Regions from separate parts of the Homo sapiens genome. Here region 1 is linked to region 2. The links are chromatin loops, found by intact Hi-C in ENCODE. Cell type or tissue: PC-9. All regions are shown on one strand. Each heading gives the region's core, and the rest is flanking DNA. Links, peaks and the distances in the headings are about the cores only. Region 1 holds the start of LOC105373932 (a long non-coding RNA gene). Region 2 has its middle 86 kb from the start of SPP2.

Region 1 (9,542 bases), core at 845-8,844, 59 kb before region 2:
CTTCTTTCACACTGCTCTGAAGTTTTCCTTCCTAACACTTACTTCTGGGGCGAAAGGAAGTAAATTCTAGAATCAGAGGACCTCCACAGGCCTCTAAGGACCTGGGGATTCTCAGGTCTACATTTCTCGCTTTAGTGATGCATAGTCTGAGGCTCTGGGTGGATGGAACTCATGCTTACTTGGCTGGTGAGGAGTGGTCGAGAAAAAAATTTAATTCTGCTAACAAAGGCCGCAGGAGAAAAATGGACAGAGATCCTGACTAGCCAACTCATACAAGAAACACAAGCACTCAATGAGCACATAAAGAAAATAATATTTTACTTGCATTCATAACCAAATAAATAAAAGCAAATCATGTATATGTATATATGTAATTTTACTGGCTATAAATTTTCCGAACACTGAAATAACAAGCACATTTGGAGTTTATATAAAACATTAAATAGTACTGATGAATACTATGAATATTCAACTGGAATAGGACAACTAGAATAGTCCCTCAATGTGTTCCTTTGGTTAGTTTTTTTAGTTTATTTTGGAGGGGGGAGCATGTTAGTTTCAGCTCATCAGCAATATTTATGCCCAATGATCAGTTTGAAAAAAATGGAGCTGAGAGCCGCAGACAGAGACAATCGATCCACAGAAAACAAAGCAGGCAATCCATTGTTGCTAAGAAACGTCATCCTTAAAGGAACAGCAACTTAACTCATGCCCATCTGAAAACTTGGTCCAGATATTCCAAAGAGGAAGGGGAACCTACTCCAGGGTGAACCTGCTCCAGGGTGAACCTAACTCATGCCCATCTTCAAACTTGGTCCAGATATCCTGAAGGGGAAGGGGAACCTGCTTCAGAGTGAAGAAACCAGTTTGAAGTGGTAAGCAGGGACATGGATCCAGGTAGACACAGGCAGGAAAGATTCTGCAGGAAAGGCTTACATGCAGAATAAAATAACAAGAACTGACTTTGGAAACCTGTTGCATAAAATCAGTACAAATTCATAGACTATCTAAAGATAAACCTACCTGTCATCTTTAAGCCATGGCAACTAGAAACACTGCATTTTATAAAGTAACTGTGCAGCTTCGACTAAGACATAATTAAGCAGTAATTATCTGTTAGCCTTGGAGGACAGGGCTGGCTGGACAGATAGGTAATGGCATTATGCAGGGAGTGTAGTGGCTATCGTCATTTTCTTTTTTTTTCTTTTTTCTTTTTTTTTTTTTTTTTGAGACGGAGTCTCGCTCTGTCGCCCAGGCTGGAGTGCAGTGGCACAACCTCGGCTCACTGCAAGCTCCGCCTCCCAGGCTCACATCATTCTCCTGCCTCAGCCTCCCGAGCAGCTGGGACCACAGGCGCCTGCCACCACGCCCGGCTAATTTTTTGTATTTTTTTAGTAGAGACGGGGTTTCACCATGTTAGCCAGGATGGTCTCGATCTCCTGACCTCGTGATCCGCCCACCTTGGCCTCCCAAAATGTTGGGAGTGAGCCAACAAGCCCAAAGTGGCATGAGCCATGGTGCCCAGCCAGCTATCGTCATTTTCATTAGACACCTGGCAGAAGGCAATGGAAACCTTCCACAGAAAGGCTCCTCCTTCCCCCCAGGGAGACGAGGGTGTGAGATGCTGCAGATACAGGGCTTCCAGTTAGAAGCACAAGATTATCTGCCCTGTGGTTTGGTCCACTAAGACAAACTGGAATTTGTGACTCTTTCATATATACGAACTGATGAAGAGTCAGACCTCAAAGCTTGAGCTCTGGACAAGTGTGTAGAAAGAAACCAAGACTTAGCCAAAAGAAATCAGACCTCCTTGCACTGATAGAATGGACCAAAGCAGGATGGACCGCACAGGAGAGAATTGCAGAGCCTAGAGCTGAGGAACACAGGTCAACTGAACTGTGCTCTCAACCACACTGGCCCAGGAAGACCACCACTTCCTCAGGATGGTGGAGCTGCAGAAAGACACGTACGCGGGCTACAGGTCCTTGATGCACCCTTGCGTATGTATAGGCGTGATGAATTCTAGGTGGCTGTCTCATCAGCGTGGCTTCCATTATTCTTAAAAAAGCATTTTCTTACTTTCATAAAGATGTCCAGAATTTTCTTTTTAATTCCTTAGTGGTGTTATCTATATATAGCTGGATTAGATAGACCCTACTTGCTAATGATTATCACCATTTCCTGATGCCCAAATGTGTGAACCTAGAAAATTGCCTATAGGTGCTCTGTAAGTTTTCTGTCGGTAAGGAAGGAAGGAAAGAAGAAGAAGAGGAAGGAAAGAAGGAGAGAAGGAAAGAAGGCAAGGGAAGGGAAGGGAAAGGAAGGGAAGGGAAGGGAATGAAGGATGCAGGAAAAAGAAGGAAGGAAAGAAAGAAAGAGAGAGAGAGAAGGAAGGAAGGAAGGAAACTGCTTAAATTGCTGATTAACTTTCTCTCTCTCTCTCTCTCTCTCTCTCTCTCTGTGTGTGTGTGTGTGTGTGTGTGTGTGTGTGTGTGTGTGTGTTTGGATGTTATTTTTATAAGTGTCACTGGAGTTCCATCCCAACCATTGAACAAATTCATCCTAGGAAACACCTTTATGGCAGAGTAGGTTTGGAGAAGTACAGAAAAACTCTATTATCCTCTTTGTCTATGGAATGCTTTTGCTGTAATAAATTTCCTTCAGAAAAAATATTTCCAAAGGATTTTTGAGTGCTTTTAACTGCTCTTGACATTTGAGTGGATATATCTTTAAGAATCATCACCAAAACACTAACTTTATAAATTTAGAAAGTTAAATTCTCTAATGTGAAATCATGGCTATAGAAACACTGTGTGTGTGTGTGTGTGTCTGTGTGTCTGTGTGTGTGTATGTGTGGTCTGTGGCTTGTGTTTCTAGCCCAGAATATTCCGTGTACTCCACCTCCCCATGGTTTTTGGTCCAAGAAGCAGCCTGCTGCCATGTTCCTGTCTCCTGTCCTCCTACTCCATTCTCATCTCTCTTCCTGGTCTCCCACTGCTCCTTCTCCTGTGGGCTGCACATGTTCAGATCTCCGAGCTTCCATTGTATTTCTTTTGAAAATTCTGTACACCCTGGGCACATCCCTATGTCCAAAACACTCATGACTCTCAAATCTGTATTTTTAACCTCCTGTTTTCCTCCTGTCTCCCAACCGTGGAAGCCAAACATCCACTCCAGCATCCCAGCCTCAAGTCCCTTCCTCTTCAATCCATCCTTTTCTTCAGTGCATCCTCCTCACTGATCTCCATGTACATTTTTAAAGACTGATGTTTTGATTTAACCTGTTGCTTAAAGTCCTCCTCATCACCTAGAATATGGTTTGGCTCTGTGTCCCCACCTAAATCTCATGTTTATTTGTATTCCTCAATGTTGGAGGTGGGGACTATTGGGAGGTGATTGGATCATGGGGGTGAATCCTTCATGAATGGTCTAGCCCCAGCCCTTTGGTGTGCTCTTCTCAGGATGGAGAGTGAGTTCTTGTGAGATCTAGTTGTTTAAAAGTGTGCAGCACCTCCCGTCTCTCTCTTGCTCCTGCTCCAGCCATGTAAGAAGGCTTCCCCTGCATCTTCCACCATGATAAGTTTCCTGAGGCCTCCCCAGAAGCTAGCAGAAGCCAGTATCATGCTTCCTGTATAGCCTGAAGAACTGTGAGCCAATTAAAACTCTTTTCTTTATAAATAACCCAGTCACAGGTATTTCTCTTTTTTTGGAGACGGAGTCTCACTGTGTCACCGAGACTGGAGTGCTGTGGTGCAATCTCAGCTCACTGCAACCTCCACCTCCTGTGTTCAAGCAATTCTCCTGCCTCAGCCTCCCTGGGACTACAGGTGCATGCTGCCACACCTGGCTAATTTTTTGTATTTTAGTTGAGATGAGGTTTCACCGTGTTGCCCAGGCTGGTCTCGAACTCCTAAGCTCAGGCACTCTGCCCACCTCGGCCTCCCAAAGTGCTAGGATTACAGGCGTGAGCCACTGTGCCTGGCCTTCAGGTATTTCTTTATATCAGTGTGAGAATAAACTAATACAACCTACAAGCTGAAGTTCCTACTCCCATCTCTCCTCTTGTCTGCGATGATCTTTCCCAACTCTTCTCTTGCTGCTCCCAGACACTGTCGACTCTTCAGTCAACAGGAATGTGTGTAGGTCCTCCAATTCCAATGTTTTTCATGTCTGTGTGCCTTTACATGTGCTGACCTGGCCCTACTGCCCCTAATCCCTTCCCTTCCTGATTCCCCTCTATATTCCATCTCCTCCTCAGAGCCTCACTCAGCGCAGTCATTTCTGTTTTGGCCAGGCTTCCTCCTCTGTGCCCCTCCTATTAGCATTATTTAAATTTATTTGCTTATGTGTTTGTTCCTCTCCTGGAAGGTGAACCCCTCCATTGACTTCCTCATTAGCATAGTCCCTGGCATGTGGTATCTGCCTAATAAATGTTTACAGAGTGGATGCATGCGTGAATATCTGTGGATTTGGTTTCTTGACCATGGTTTCATGGGGAAAGCAACTGAGGGATATACGAAGTAGGTGCATTCCTAATAATTTAGGTAAGGCCAAAGGTCAATCTAATATAAAACTAAGCCAACCAAGGATACCTGTACTGAGTTGAATAGTTTTCCCCAAAATTAATGTTCTTCTTGGAACCTTGGAATGTGACCTTATTTGGAAATAGGGTGTTGTAAATGTAAGGTTCTATTGGAGTAGGGTGGGTCTTTAACTCAGTATGACCCATGTCATTATAAGAAGAGGAAAAGAGATGCAGAGACAGAGACATGTGGGGTGAACACCATGTGCCAACCAATAGAAGCAGAGATTGGAGCAACACATCTACAAGCCAAGAAATGCCAAGGGTTGCCAGAAACAGCAGAATCTAAGAGAAAGGCATGGAATAGATTCTCCACTGGAGCCTACAGAGAAAGTTTGGCCCTACTAAGAATTTTGACTTCAAACGTCTAGCCTCCAGAGTTGTAAGAGAAAAAATTCCCATTATTTCAAGCCACCCAGCTTGTGGCACTTTGCTTCAGCATTCCTGGGAAACTAATACACCACCTTTGCCTGAGTTCAGTAATCCCTAAGGAGGAGTAAGGGCATAGGATGCTGATGAATTACTGCATCTCTTTGCAAATAGGAAACAGGGTACTACACAAACCAGTTTATCAACGTGAAATGTGATATGCTGACTAACTAAAACTCTCTTCCACCTTTCTACAAATGCCTTCAATATAAGGATGATTATTGAGAACACATCTAACAGAAAAGTCACTGGTGATTGAATGAGAGGCAAAGATTGTGGGCCAAGGTCAGAGTTATTTTCTGTCTTCTCTTTCGATTGATCCCTTGAGCAATTTGGTCCTTCAAACAACCATGAGATTATGAGTGATCTGTGGAGCCACTTTAGCTTCAAATTCAGTGATTCTCAGAAAAGGGATAAGTCAGAGGACCAGAAAATGGCAAGGGGAAGGGGAAGAGCCTTAGGTCAGGGGGCAGCTGGGGGAAGGCAGGGTCTGGGGAGGGAAAGGAAGTGAATCCTGGAGTCTGGGAATGCCAGGCTTCCAGGGATCCAGAGCCCCCTTACCTCACTAGTAAGGAAATGCCCAGGAGAACGACTCCCTGCCCCCGACCAGACTTGGCCCACAATCCCGGCCGCCATGCTGGTTTTGTGTTTGTCTTTCTGAGATGCTGAGTTCTACCATTGCGTTTTCAGCCTGACTCCCTTCAATAGCCTCCCTCCATTATCTCTCCTCTTTCTTTCTAGCTCTTTCTTCATTTTACCACCAGCATTTTCCACCTCAAAAACAAATCCTATGGGGCCATTTCCTTTCTTTGAGGTGTTAGGGCTCACCTCTGTCCACAGAGGCAGCTCACACCCCTGCGTACCTCTCCAGACTCCTGTCCTACCTTTCCCTCCATCTCTACCCAGTCACGCTAAACTTCTAGTTTCCAGAATGCTTTTATAATGACCCCAGGCTTTTACCCTTTTGCAGTTATTTATCCTTTAAAATCTAGATCAAATATATGATATTTCAGTTAGTTGTGTTCACTTGTCCCCACAAAACTCCCTGAATAATGCACTCATTCATGCTTAGGGGCTTTTGAACTATTCTGTCACAAAAATTGTAAAAGTATTAATAAAAGTTTTTGTTTTAAATAATATCATTTGTTTCAATATCAGGAACTCTTATCATTATAATGGCTCTGAAATGCCTAGATTCTGTAATAAAATCTTAGCCCCATTGGGCTTGCAGATTCTTGGGAAGCTGTAATGTAGGGAGTAGGTAATAAAATATCTCAAACCCAGCTTGAAGAAGTAAATGTTGGCACATTTAAATTGTAGACAATGTCCCTTTTTACGATGTGGGATCTTTCACAGTCTTCTCTCAGATTAGCTCTCCCTGCCCCTACCATCACTATGACAATGCACACCCCGTAATGAGCAATGGACACTTTCTCAAGAGAGCTTGCAGGAGTGAGCTTGCCAGTCTAAAAGCAAAGAACGATACGTCATTACAGTGTTAACTTTCAGTTATCTGATTACTAATGATTCTGAGCCTGTCTTTGCACTCTTTGAAGTTTCTTGGGCTTTTTCTCTAACGTGCTTATTCATTATTGTCCTTTGCCCATTTTTTTTTCTACTGGGATGCTATCATTTCCTTATCGTTTTGCAGGAGTTCTGTGTGCTCTAGATAGCAATCTCCTGTTTATCATAGGTACAGCAAGAATCATCTCCTATTCTGTGATTTCTCAATGATTTCGTTTACATTGTTCTTTGATGAATGGAAATTATCAATGCTAATGTAATCAAATTAATCACATTTCACCTTCTGGCTTTGCTTTTGAAGTTTTACTGATTCAACTGGTGATGACAAAATGAGCCACTTTTATATTTGGACAGTTGATTACTTACAGATGGAAAGAAAAAGTGTTTAAGTCAAAGGTGCCGGCATCCCTCAGTCCTTGTCCCATACACCAAAAGGGTGACAAGAAAACAGAAAAGGTCCCATAAATATCTTCTTTTGAGAAGTGTCTGTTCATATCCTTTGCCCACTTTTTGATGGGATTGTTTGTTTTTTTCTTGTAAATTTGTTTGAGTTCATTGTAGATTCTGGATATTAGCCCTTTGTCAGATGAGTAGGTTGCGAAAATTTTCTCCCATTTTGTAGGTTGCCTGTTCACTCTGATGGTAGTTTCTTTTGCTGTGCAGAAGCTCTTTAGTTTAATTAGATCCCATTTGTCAATTTTGTCTTTTGTTGCCATTGCTTTTGGTGTTTTAGACATGAAGTCCTTGCCCATGCCTATGTCCTGAATCATAATGCCTAGGTTTTCTTCTAGGGTTTTTATGGTTTTAGGTCTAACGTTTAAGTCTTTAATCCATCTTGAATTAATTTTTGTATAAGGTGTAAGGAAGGGATCCAGTTTCAGCTTTCTACATATGGCCAGCCAGTTTTCCCAGCACCATTTATTAAATAGGGAATCCTCTCCCCATTGCTTGTTTTTCTCAGGTTTGTCAAAGATCAGATAGTTGTAGATATGCGGCGTTATTTCTGAGGGCTCTGTTCTGTTCCATTGATCTATATCTCTGTTTTGGTACCAGTACCATGCTGTTTTGGTTACTGTAGCCTTGTAGTATAGTTTGAAGTCAGGTAGCGTGATGCCTCCAGCTTTGCTCTTTTGGCTTAGGATTGACTTGGCGATGCGGGCTCTTTTTTGGTTCCATATGAACTTTAAAGTGGTTTTTTCCAATTCTGTGAAGAAAGATGAAAAAAATGCTCATCATCACTGGCCATCAGAGAAATGCAAATCAAAACCACAATGAGATACCATCTCACATCAGTTAGAATGGCAATCGTTAAAAAGTCAGGAAACAACAGCTGCTGGAGAGGATGTGGAGAAATAGGAACACTTTTACACTGTTGGTGGGACTGTAAACTAGTTCAACCATTGTGGAAGTCAGTGTGGCGATTCCTCAGGGATCTAGAACTTGAAATACCATTTGACCCAGCCATCCCATTACTGGGTATATACCCAAAGGACTATAAATCATGCTGCTATAAAGACACATGCACACATATGTTTATTGCGGCACTATTCACAATAGCAAAGACTTGGAACCAATCCAAATGTCCAACAATGATAGACTGGATTAAGAAAATGTGGCACATATACACCATGGAATACTATGCAGCCATAAAAAATGATGAGTTCATGTCCTTTGTAGGGACATGGATGAAATTGGAAATCATCATTCTCAGTAAACTATCGCAAGGACAAAAAACCAAACACCGCATGTTCCCACTCATAGATGAGAATTGAACAATGAGAACACATGGACACAGGAAGGGGAACATCACACTCTGGGGACTGTTGTGGGGTGGGGGGAGGGGGGAGGGATAGCATCAGGAGATATACCTAATGCTAAATGACGAGCTAATGGGTGCAGCACACCAGCATGGCACATGTATACATATGTAACTAACCTGCACATTGTGCACATGTACCCTAAAACTTAAAGTATAATAAAAAAAAAAAAAAAAGAAAACAGAAAAGGTCAATGACTGCAATGAAGTTATGGTATACCTCATTGGTGAGGAGCAAAGCCTAGACCACAGCTGAGTGGTTTATCATCTGCAGTTCTGTAGGAGGCATGGGAGGGGCAGGGGGTGAGACCAGAAGCCCCAGACCTCATTAGGACCCAGAGACCCCAGGAAACCATGAGACACTGTCTCTTGACAGCCTCCCAGGGGAGACAGGGCAGTGGGAGGGCAATGGCCTTATAGCAGCTCCTCACCAGCCTCTCATCCTCTTGTGTTCTGGGAGGAATACAAGGCATTTTGCCAAGACTCAGATTCAGCTGCAGTTCAAGCCTTTGCCTGCGTGGCCAAGTGGCTACGTGCAAGGTTGCCAGTAACGATGTTCCTTGCTCTTCCAGGTTTGCTAGAGTTGCATCTTAACAAAGGCTTTTTCAGCACATTAGAGATAATTGTGTGATTTTCCTCTTTGAATGTATGAATGTGGTGAGTTACACGGATTCATTTTCTGATTTGAAGTGTCCTTGTATCAGAGCAACCCTCTTTATCACAATGAATGAGATGTGCTGTTGGATTTGGGTAGCTGACAATTTATTTGGGCGGTTTTCTCCTACATTCAAATATATAACGGGCCTATGGTTTTCATTTCGGGAGCTATCCTTATCTAATTTTAGAATCAAGATTGTAGATGATTTACACAATGAGCAGTAGCCTATTCCTTCTACTTTCTAAAACAACTTGTGTGAAACAGAAATTAACTATTCTCTGAAAGTTTGTCAGGATTCCCGTGTGAAACCATCTAGATTTGAGTTCTGGGGAAGAGGGAAGGTCTTCACTGACAATTTCAACTTTTTAAATATTACCAGTCTATTCATGTTGTATTTTTTCTTTTTCCAGTTTGGCATTTTAATTTTTTCTGGGATTGACTCCTGCAGCTTTTCACATTAAATGTACACATGCCCACAATAAAAAGCTTATTGTTAGACTGTAGTTACTTATTTTTATTATTTATTTTGGTTA
Region 2 (9,542 bases), core at 773-8,772:
TGGCAAAATATCATAAATATCACTTAAGCAACTCTCAGAGATGCTGTTGCCTAAATAATTAATTGCAGTATTGCTGTTTTTGCTGCCCTTAGGTAAACACTGGCTGTATGTGATCTTTTATAAGATGGTTGAATCTACATAATGGATCACAGTTGTATTTACTTTTGGTCCTTTTAAGCTTCCAAGGAAATGCATGTAGCTTTAAGTAAGCTCTATATTCTTAATTTGATCAAGTAATTGATGTTGCCCCAGAGTGACAGGTGAGAACTTAAAAGAGATGACCATTTTCAGCTCTATACATAGACGAATGTTCTATGAATGACAGCTGGGGAATGAGAACCATAGAGAGAACCATTATGTGAATTACACAGGATGGTGTGATATACTGGTGAGATCTTTCCTTGTCCTGCAAGAGTTACTGGATGATGCAGCATCTTCCCTGAAGATGGACACTCCTACAAATGGCCACCACTCCCCAGCACTACTGTCAGAGAAGACCTGATTCTCAGCAAGGGCGGGACTCCCTGTGTCCCATGGAAAAGAGAAGCCAAACTGGTTAGAGGCTTTGGACATTGAGAGAAGCTCTAGAAGAGCAAAGGCTGATTGCTTTTTGTGCAGCCGACACTGAGTTTAAAGAACCAAAATCCATACATTCCCCCTCATCTCTCCATGGGACCTCCACTTAAACGTCCTTTCCTTTAAGATCCAGGATACCATCGCTAAGTCAGAGAATGGTGACTTCCTATACTCCAAATTCAAGGAAGGGAAGAACAGATTGTTCTTTGGTGGTAGCAACAAGTAACCGCCATGATCAGTTTTAAAGCCATTCCAATCAATCAACAGCATCTTCACATCAGTAGCTGCACCTCTAAAAACCAGCCAATCAGTAACAGTTAAATCCCAGTAGCCACAATTTCACAGCTACAGGACAACTCACCTTGCCTCCAAAAGTCCTCCAATCCCTGAAGATCATAGTTCTCAAACCCTATATAAGTCAGCAGTTTGTTTCTTTAGAGACTCACGTGTCCAACTGCATAGACCTCCCTTGCTTACAGGGCAATATACTCAACTTTTGGTTCCAGATACCAAGTAATACCCTCTTTCTTCGACAGTAGTGGTTGTTTCTTGTTTGAAAGTAGCCGAGCCACTCACCCCACAGAAAAAGTCCACTGACTTTTCTGTGCTAATACATTTTTAATAACCAGTTCTCTGGGTAGAAGACAACAATCCTGGTGTACAGCTCTTGCCAATTCCTGTGGTGTAAATACTCCCAGCAGGACATATTTCAAACTACCAAGGAAACATCAATCTGCTCACAAAATTCCTAAAAATCTAATCATCAGCTCCTATGAGCTGGTCCAAGCTGGCTCCCGCATACCACTGACTAAGGGAGAGAGTGCCAGGGTAGAAAAGACCCATTGTTATCCCGGGTAGAGTGGCCTTAATTGGCCAGAGCTCCCATGCCCACACACTGTTCCCACATAAGAGCCCGAGCAGGATGCCTGCTGCAAAAGGAAATGCATGGCTGCTTTGTGCGGACAGAAAATCCACCTCGGTCACAAGAACAGCACCTTGTCGCCACCGAGGGGGGATTGCCATGGAAGGGAGCAATGGTTCCCCTCAACCCAAAGGGGATAGTCAATTGCCACATAGAGAAGGGGATAGATTTTCCTCTTTCCTTCTTTAATGCCCCAGCCTCAGGCCAGGAAGAAGGAGGCCAGACACAGCACCCTTCATTCCACACCATGACAGCCACAAGCGTGGCCAGCCCAGAGAGCTTTAGATCAAATATGAGACTGAAACTTTTAAATTGAACAAGATTGAATTGTAACAAAATGAGACTCTGCTTTAGTAACTGGACATGCCTAGAAGGTTGTGGAGTCCACCCGAGATTGTGGGAAGGGAGCTTGCTGTCTGGTGGAAAAGGCAGATGGGGCTTGACAGAGCCCAGATACAATCAGATCCTGTACATGAAGGAGTGAGGCCCCTGTCACAGCACTGCCCTGGGAGAGGCCTGAAAAGATGAGTCTTTGAAACACCTTCCCAGTAACTGCCAGACCCCTGCCTCTCCGTCTAACTCCATCCTCAGCTTCACCCTGCTTTACCATGGCCTCTTAGATACCGCCCCGGCCCCAATCCGGTGCAAGTTTAGGCTGGTGTACGTTTTGGTGCCATGCAAAGCCCTGCTTCACGCCATTGCCCAGGGATTCAGGATGCTGGCAGCTATGCCACCTTCACCATGTGGCTTCCAAAGTCAAGGTCTTCTTGGACATTAACCTCCAGCCGGCAGACGGCCAAAGAATATAGAGGTTGGGACATGGGGAGTGTCAGCAGGTCAAGCCTGGAGATGGTCTACATTAGCTCTGCCCAGAAGCCATTGACAAGGTGCAGCTATGACCACACCTACCTGCAAGCGAGGCTGGGAAATGTGACCTGGCTGGGGCTCAGGGAGAGGAGGAAATGGCGGGACACTCAGTTGGGAGTTTCTGCCTCAGCTGCTCCCCTTCAGAAGTCATTGCTCCTGACATTAACAGTTTTTACTTCCAACTGTTTCTTTCTTATGCACATTTCTGTATTTTTCATGGAATCATTGACTGCTTTATAAAACTGCTTATTTCACAAGGCGTCTTATGAACATCTTTCTTAGTCAACCGATACTTCCGAATTTTAATGACTGCCTCAGCCTCCCAAAGTGCTGAGATTACAGGCGTGAGCCACCGTGCCCAGCTGAAAAATGTTTTAGATAAAATAGGCCATTGGGTGTACATGCCATCCTGTAGTTAATTAATCAGGCTAACATGTGACAGGACCTCACTTTTTCCTTAATTTTCCCCTTTTTTAATTGAACGTCTCATTTATTTTCATTTTTTTTTAAGTAATTCACATGCTTGATGTTTTGAGGCATATCCTGACCACTCTGGTTGTTAAAAACACAAGCATGGAGCTTAGTGTATTTGAGGTTGGGGGAAGGAGTTGGGGACAGCCACACATCAAATAATCACATATATTAGTATATAATTACTAATTAAGATGTTACGATGAAGGAAGGACGGTGGTGCTGGAGGGCATTTCAGAAGGTCTTGACTGAATGACGGAGGGATCGGGAAGGCATGGCCACAAAAGGCTTCCCTAAGAAAGTGACATTTTAGCTAAAATCTGAGAATAGTTCCAAGCCCTTCTAATCACTGTAGTTTTCACACTATCTTGCCAGTAGTTTAAAATTCGATGCTTTAAAACTTAATTTGAAAGAGACGATATTTTGTATCCAAATAACACCAACAGCAAAAGACATGAATTTAATTTCTACTTGCAAGCCAGAGTCTCCCGGCACAGGAGGCTGCCCATGCCGCCTCATGCCTGCCATCCCTGGAGAGGACCAGATAGATGGTGCAGAGCCCCACTGTGCCAACCAGGGACCTTTGGGACAAGGAGCCAGGCTGAACCCAGAACGTCCCAGCTGGGGGCCAAGTGCTTCTGGGTGGAGTGATTTTGCCATTGTGCTGGCGCCAGAGGGCTGTGAAGACTTACGTTCACATGCCCCTTTGAGGGGGTTTTACCAGAATTAAAGGGCTTTCATGGCTTGACCTAATTGTCCTGGGCTGTGGAATTCTTTTTGGTTCCTAGTCAGTGTTCTCACCAAGACCCAACTAGTATAACAAACTTGCTATCGTTGCAGGAAAAAGAACCCATCTCAATGAAATGAGTCACTGGTTGGAAATGTAACCTGCAGGCATTGGAGGCTGTTCTAATTTCTCAAAGAACAAAGGCAGGCAATTTGACAGCTTTTGTTGACTGTCATAGAAATTTCCTGTGAGAGGGAGTCAGTTGCTTCATCTCAAGGAGGTCTGAAGAGGTAATAAGTTGTTTTTTTTGTTTTTTTTTTTTTCAATTGAACAAAATTTATCTAAAACATTTTTCAGCTGGGCACGGTGGCTCACGCCTGTAATCTCAGCACTTTGGGAGGCTGAGGCAGGCGGATCACCTGAGATCAGGAGTTCAAGACCAGCCTGGCCAACATGGGGAAAATCCATCTCTACTAAAAAAAACAAAAATTAGCCGGGCTTTGTGGCGTGCACCTGTAATCCCAGCTACTTGGGAGGCTGAGACAGGAGAATTGTTTGAACCCTGGAGGTGGGGTTGCAGTGAGCCGAGATTGCGCCACTGCACTCCGGCCTAGGTGGCAGAGTGAAACTGTCTCAAAAAATAGCATAATCCCATCTCTGTCACCTACTTGTTGAATGTGTTGATGAAAAGAGTCAAGTTCTGTAAAATCTTTGAAGAGATTTATTCTGAGCCAAATATGAGTGACCAATGGCCCATGACACAGCCCTCAGGAGATCCTGAGAACATGTGCCCAACGTGATCAGGGACAGTTTAGTTTTATACATTTTAGGTAGACATAGGCATCAATCAAATTCATGTAAGATGAACATTGGTTCTGTCCGGAAAGGTGGGTCAACTGGAAGCTGCAGGGCTTGGAGTGGAGGAGGATTCCAGATCATCAGCAGATTCAAAGATTTTCTGACTGGCAATTGGTTGAAAGAGTTAAGTTATTGTCAGAGGACTTAGGAATGTCTGGGTTAAGATAAAGGGTTGTGAAGACCAAGATTTAATCATGCATGTGAAACCTCCAGGTGGCAGGCTTCAGAGAGAATACACTGTAAATGTTCTATCAGTAATTCCAAAAGGGAGGAGGGCATAATGAGGCATGTCTGACCTCTGACCCCTGCCTCCCATCATGGCCTGAACTAGTTTTTCAGGTTAGCTTTGGAATGTCCTTGCAGAGAGGAGGGGTCCATTTAGATGGTTGAAGGGCTCAGAATTTTTCTTTCTTTTCTTTTTTGGTCTACAAATGACTTTGAACAAACTTTGTAATTTCCTTGTGCCTCAGTTTCCTCATCTATAGAATGACAATGATGGTAGTACCCAGCCCATTGTGCTTGTGTGAGGATTAAATACATTGATCTGTGGAAAGTGCTCAAAATGGTGCTTGGCCAGTGGTAAGAGTGACATGGGTGTTATTAGAGGCATCCTGAAAACCATCCTGGGGGCTGCAGGGTAGGCCTGGGCAGCAGGCTTAGAGCACAGCCCCTTCTCGGCCTTCAAGAGCTCTTCCTCCCTGAGGCCCGTGGGGCAGGGTCCAGCGGCCACAGAGACCCGTTCCGTGGTCCCTGGCTGCACTGCACACAACACTCCCACCACTGCTGACCTCCTGGTCTCTCTCACGGGCTGTGCCCCACATCCTCGGCTGCGGTCACTGCACATGAATGTAAAACCTGCTGCACAGGAAGGGTTGAAGGAGGGTGTGATCCTTGGGTGAAGTTCTAATCCCCACCGCCAGCCTCACTGGTCTCCCACAGACAATCAAGATGACAATGGCCACTTCCCAGGGTGGCGGCCAGGGTTGGAGGAGCCAATCCCAGGTCCCAGGTCCGAGGCGGTTGTTGGGCCTTATTGATGCCTGATCGCCATCTAGTGCCCGATAAGAGTCACTGAATCTCTCCCATTACAAACAGCTGGTAACGGTGAATGCAAGACTGGAAGATTCCACTGAAGTCGTTTAGGCTTGGGGCCACCCATTTTAGGAATCCCTTCTAAAGAATCCCCGATCCAGTTTCTGTTTAGAGTTTGATACCGGACTCTGTTGCATTTTTTAAAAACTCTAGGTGTGAAAATCCTATTCCTCAGCTGGAGTCTTATTCCTTACATTTTAACATGCAGTTTTACCCCAAAGGTCCCCAAAATGAATAGCAATAGAGAGGAGAAAGTGTCAAAGTGGGGGAGGCCTGACTCTTGTTGTATACTTGGCTGATATGCGATCACTGTTTCTAAGCATTCAATTCCTTTTCATTTCTTTCTGTCAATTAAGCAGCGCCTGCATTTCAGCTAAGATCCGGGAATAGAAAGGTAACAAAAAATGCACAGACTTTGCTCTCACCAGGCTGAGGCAAGGCCAGCTAAGAGAAAGCTACAGTCAACTGGATGGGACGTGAGGAGAATGAGACCCACGTCCTCAGTCCCCACTGCACCCAGCAATCACCAGGGATCACCCAGGAACCTTTAAACTGATGGCCAGGCTGCCTCCCAGATGCTCACATCTGACTCTGCAGGCCAGGCATTGACCTTTGAAGCCCCCTGTCATGCAGGTGCCCCATGGAGGGTGGGATTAACCGCCATCCAAAATTGGTTAGGCTGCCCAGACTGGTCCCTTCCATTGTTAGGTTGTGAAAAGGGTCACATAATGTGACTTTCTTGGGAGATCAAGTTGGGCTCCATACAGTCCAGGGGGCTTGAGAAAATAAAGTAGGTGCAATGGCAGTAGCATTGGTTCTTACTGTGGTTAAAAGTGAGCCAGCCAGGTTGAGGGTTCCTGCACAGAGGCCAGGATTTGAACTCCCCACGGGCACTCAGGCACCCAGGGAGAAGGCATCAATGTTCTCATCAACTTGCCTGGATGTGGTTCCAGCGGGAGGGAAAGATAACGGATTGAAAGCCATCAGTGGTCAAACATAAAAAATGGAGTCTTTCTCTTTGTTATCTTCCCCCAGGTCATCGCAGACAAGCCTGAGAACCACCCGATCAGATAGTCCATGTTTCCCCAGCCACCGAGGAGAAGAATTACCCTAGGGAACTTACTCAGCACTGATTCCCATGCCTCAACCCACAACCACTGATGAGCATTTCCAAGGATGAGGCTGGTCATGTGAGCATCTGTCCAAGGGGTTCTTATCATCTGGCAGGTTTGAGGAGTGCCGGGCTTGATTCTGGCTGCAGGAATGCACAGGTCACTTCCACTGAGAGCCCCTTTACAGGTGACAAGGGTTTTTCACACACCATGTGACTGACCTTCACACTGTGAGGCAGAAAGGGGAATGTTCGCCCTCATTTTCAGATGGGGAGCCAGGAGCTCAGGGACATCAGAGGAACTCCGGAAACAACAGTGCTGGGAGCCTTGAGGCTCAGCTTCTGGGTCATGCTCCCCATCAGACCTGGCGGGTTTTGCAGTCACTCCTCCACACTTACTTTTTCCTTCACTGTGCATATTGGGTCCTGCAAGAACAATCCCAAGAGAACAGGCCCCGGTCTGGAACAAGGAATCGGCCATCAAGATGGCCGGGGCTCACTGCCGGGATACAAGTGTCTCAGCTGCACGTAACCCAGGAGGGGCGGTGCTGCCCAGCTGGTCTCCTCTTCTCTAAAGGCAACACAAGCAAAAGGCTTTCTTGGTGCAGACTCTAGTCCTCTGGGTCTAGACTCCTGGGGGCACCCAGAAGGATTCCCTTTGGCCTTCTGAGCTCATAACTCCCACCACGTGTGCCATGTTTCTGTGTTTTGGGTCTCACCATTTTCAAGCCGATAGTGGCAAAGACTCTCTGCTTGACTGAACACTAGTCAGCCTTCTAAAACCTCTAGGCCCATCTGAGCACTTTCTTGTAAAACCCAGTTTGAGCAGAGAACCCACTAAATCAGTTGGCAAAAATGCTACACCTTCAATACCTGATCGCCCTTGATATCTAATCAGGTTTCTCATCCTCCACCCCCCCGGGTGCTGTCTGATCACCCTGGCCTGTTTTCAGCTAGAATCCTGGTAGGTTGGTTTAGCCAGAATCCCTTTTAACCCTGAGGATTTCCCTTAGTGGTTTCCATCCACTGCCCCCACCGTGCTCCTTGGCTGTAAATTCCCACTTGCATATGTCATGTTCAGAGTTGAACCTAATCTCTCCCCATCTGCAAAACCCCATTGCCGTGGTCCCAATGCCTATCTTGAGGGCTCCTTATGTGCTTTCACAAGTGTCATTGAATAATTTTTTCTTTAACAATAGATGTAACTGCAAAAAAGTTGCAGAATCTCCTATCATAGTGGAGCAAAAGAAAGAAGTGAACACTCCCAATGAGCCTCCCAGCCCCACTGTCCTCCTTGTGGTCCCCAACGAGTCATGTGAGGGATCAGTTGGATTTGGAGAGCTTGTAATTCAGCCACTCTTCAGGGAGAGTGCATCAGACACTAAATCAATTACTTCGACACATGCTCTTGTAGAGCACAAACATCTCTGACAGGACCACACTTGCTCAGCCCAGGAAACAAGCTACATGTTTCTAGGGAGTGTGTTAATCCAGCTGGTTGGTAGGAATGTGAGTTTCTCCAAACCTACCGCATGGCCTTGGGCTCTGTAGGGAGGCAGGAGTGAGTAATGGCAGTGAGGGAGCTGATCGTAAAATAAGACCCATGGCACACTTCATATCTGGAAGGAATTAAAAATCCAGCTGGGTTGGCATAGTCACTTTTGAAAACAGTTTGGCAGTTCATTAAAAAGTTATGTACATACTTGTGATATAACCCAGTAATTTCGCTCCTAGGTATCTATCCAAGAGAAATGAAAACATACATCCACAAAAAGGTTTCAACATGGATGTTCATAGCAATGTCATTCATAGGAGCCAAAAAGCAGAAATAACACAAATGTAGATATACTGATGAATGGATAAACAAAATGGGGTACATCCCTACGATGGAAATTGCTCAACAATTAAAAAGGAACAAACTACTAATACATGCAACAACGTGCTAAAACATTGTGTTAAGGGAAAGAAGCCAGACAGGCCAGACTACATGTTGTATTATTTCATTTCAGTGAAATTCTAGAAAAGGCAAAACTATGGCAGCAGAAAGCCATAGATCCATGGTTGCCTGGATGGGGATGGGAGTGGAGATTGACTGCAATTTTGAGAGGTGATGGAAGTCTTCTAACAGTGGGTTGTGATGATGGTTACACAACTGTAACCATTTACATTTCCTAAAAGTCATTGAACTGTAGATTTTAAAAAGTTATGTAAGTTATACCTTAATGAAGCTGTTCTAAAAATCTAATTGAGTAAAGTGTAATACAACTCACCCAGCAATTAGCAACACCATGGATGTCTTTGGTTTTTAAAGTATTGCTTGATTTTGAACCTCACCTTTGTATTCTCCAGGGCAGATTACACGTGTCCAGGAGCTTCACGACTGTGTCCAGAAGCTTCACGACTATGTGTGGAATCACGAATGAATGAGTGTGCCGGCCCGCATGCTTACGTGGTGCCAGGCACCATTCTAAACACACACATGTTATCACCTCATTTAATCCCCAAGGTAAACCTAGGAGGATGGCATTTGATTATTATTATACCCCAGTTGAAGAAACTGGGGACAGAGAAGTTGCTTAGCTTGTCCCAAAGTATTTCACACTTTGAATTGGTAATCCCCACTACTTCAGAATGTGACTGTGAAGACAGGGCCTCTAAAGAGGTACTTAAGTTAAAAGAAGTTGTTAGAGTGGACCCCAAAACCAATATGACTGGGGTCCTTATAAGAAGAGATGAGGACACAGACACACACACAGGTTCTCTGGAAAAAACCCACACAAAACCTTTTGTGGTTAATAAACCACCCCTATTGTAAAATGCTTCAGCAACTGTTCCTTTTCCATCCTTGCCTCAACAGAAGTCTGGCCACGCTCTGAAGGAGGTGCTCCCCAGTAGTTTTCTAGTGTGTCTGGCCATTC

The links. A loop is a pair of places that touch in the nucleus more often than their neighbours do. Peaks named below come from ENCODE experiments on the same cell type or tissue, not always from the same donor. Only the 100,000 strongest peaks of a DNase experiment are listed, where the experiment ranks them.
Region 1: it touches region 2 in a loop (4-fold over the local background); 7 of 110 quality-filtered maps call a loop at or near these places.

The regions. Positions count from the first base shown.
Region 1 is chr2:234,191,298-234,200,839 of GRCh38, reverse strand. It overlaps LOC105373932 (a long non-coding RNA gene), which reads right to left and starts at 303. Exons shown (of 3, transcript XR_001739236.1): 1 at 1-303. In PC-9, for the core only: no CTCF peak of the experiment used is centred there; DNase peaks (open chromatin) are centred at 5,139 and 6,659; H3K27ac peaks cover 1,781 bases.
Region 2 is chr2:234,131,775-234,141,316 of GRCh38, reverse strand. No RefSeq gene overlaps it. Among named protein-coding and RNA genes, the nearest start is that of SPP2, 86 kb to the right of the region's middle. In PC-9, for the core only: CTCF peaks have their summits at 3,769 and 5,443 (motif pointing left); DNase peaks (open chromatin) are centred at 3,716, 4,656, 5,326 and 8,166; H3K27ac peaks cover 2,054 bases.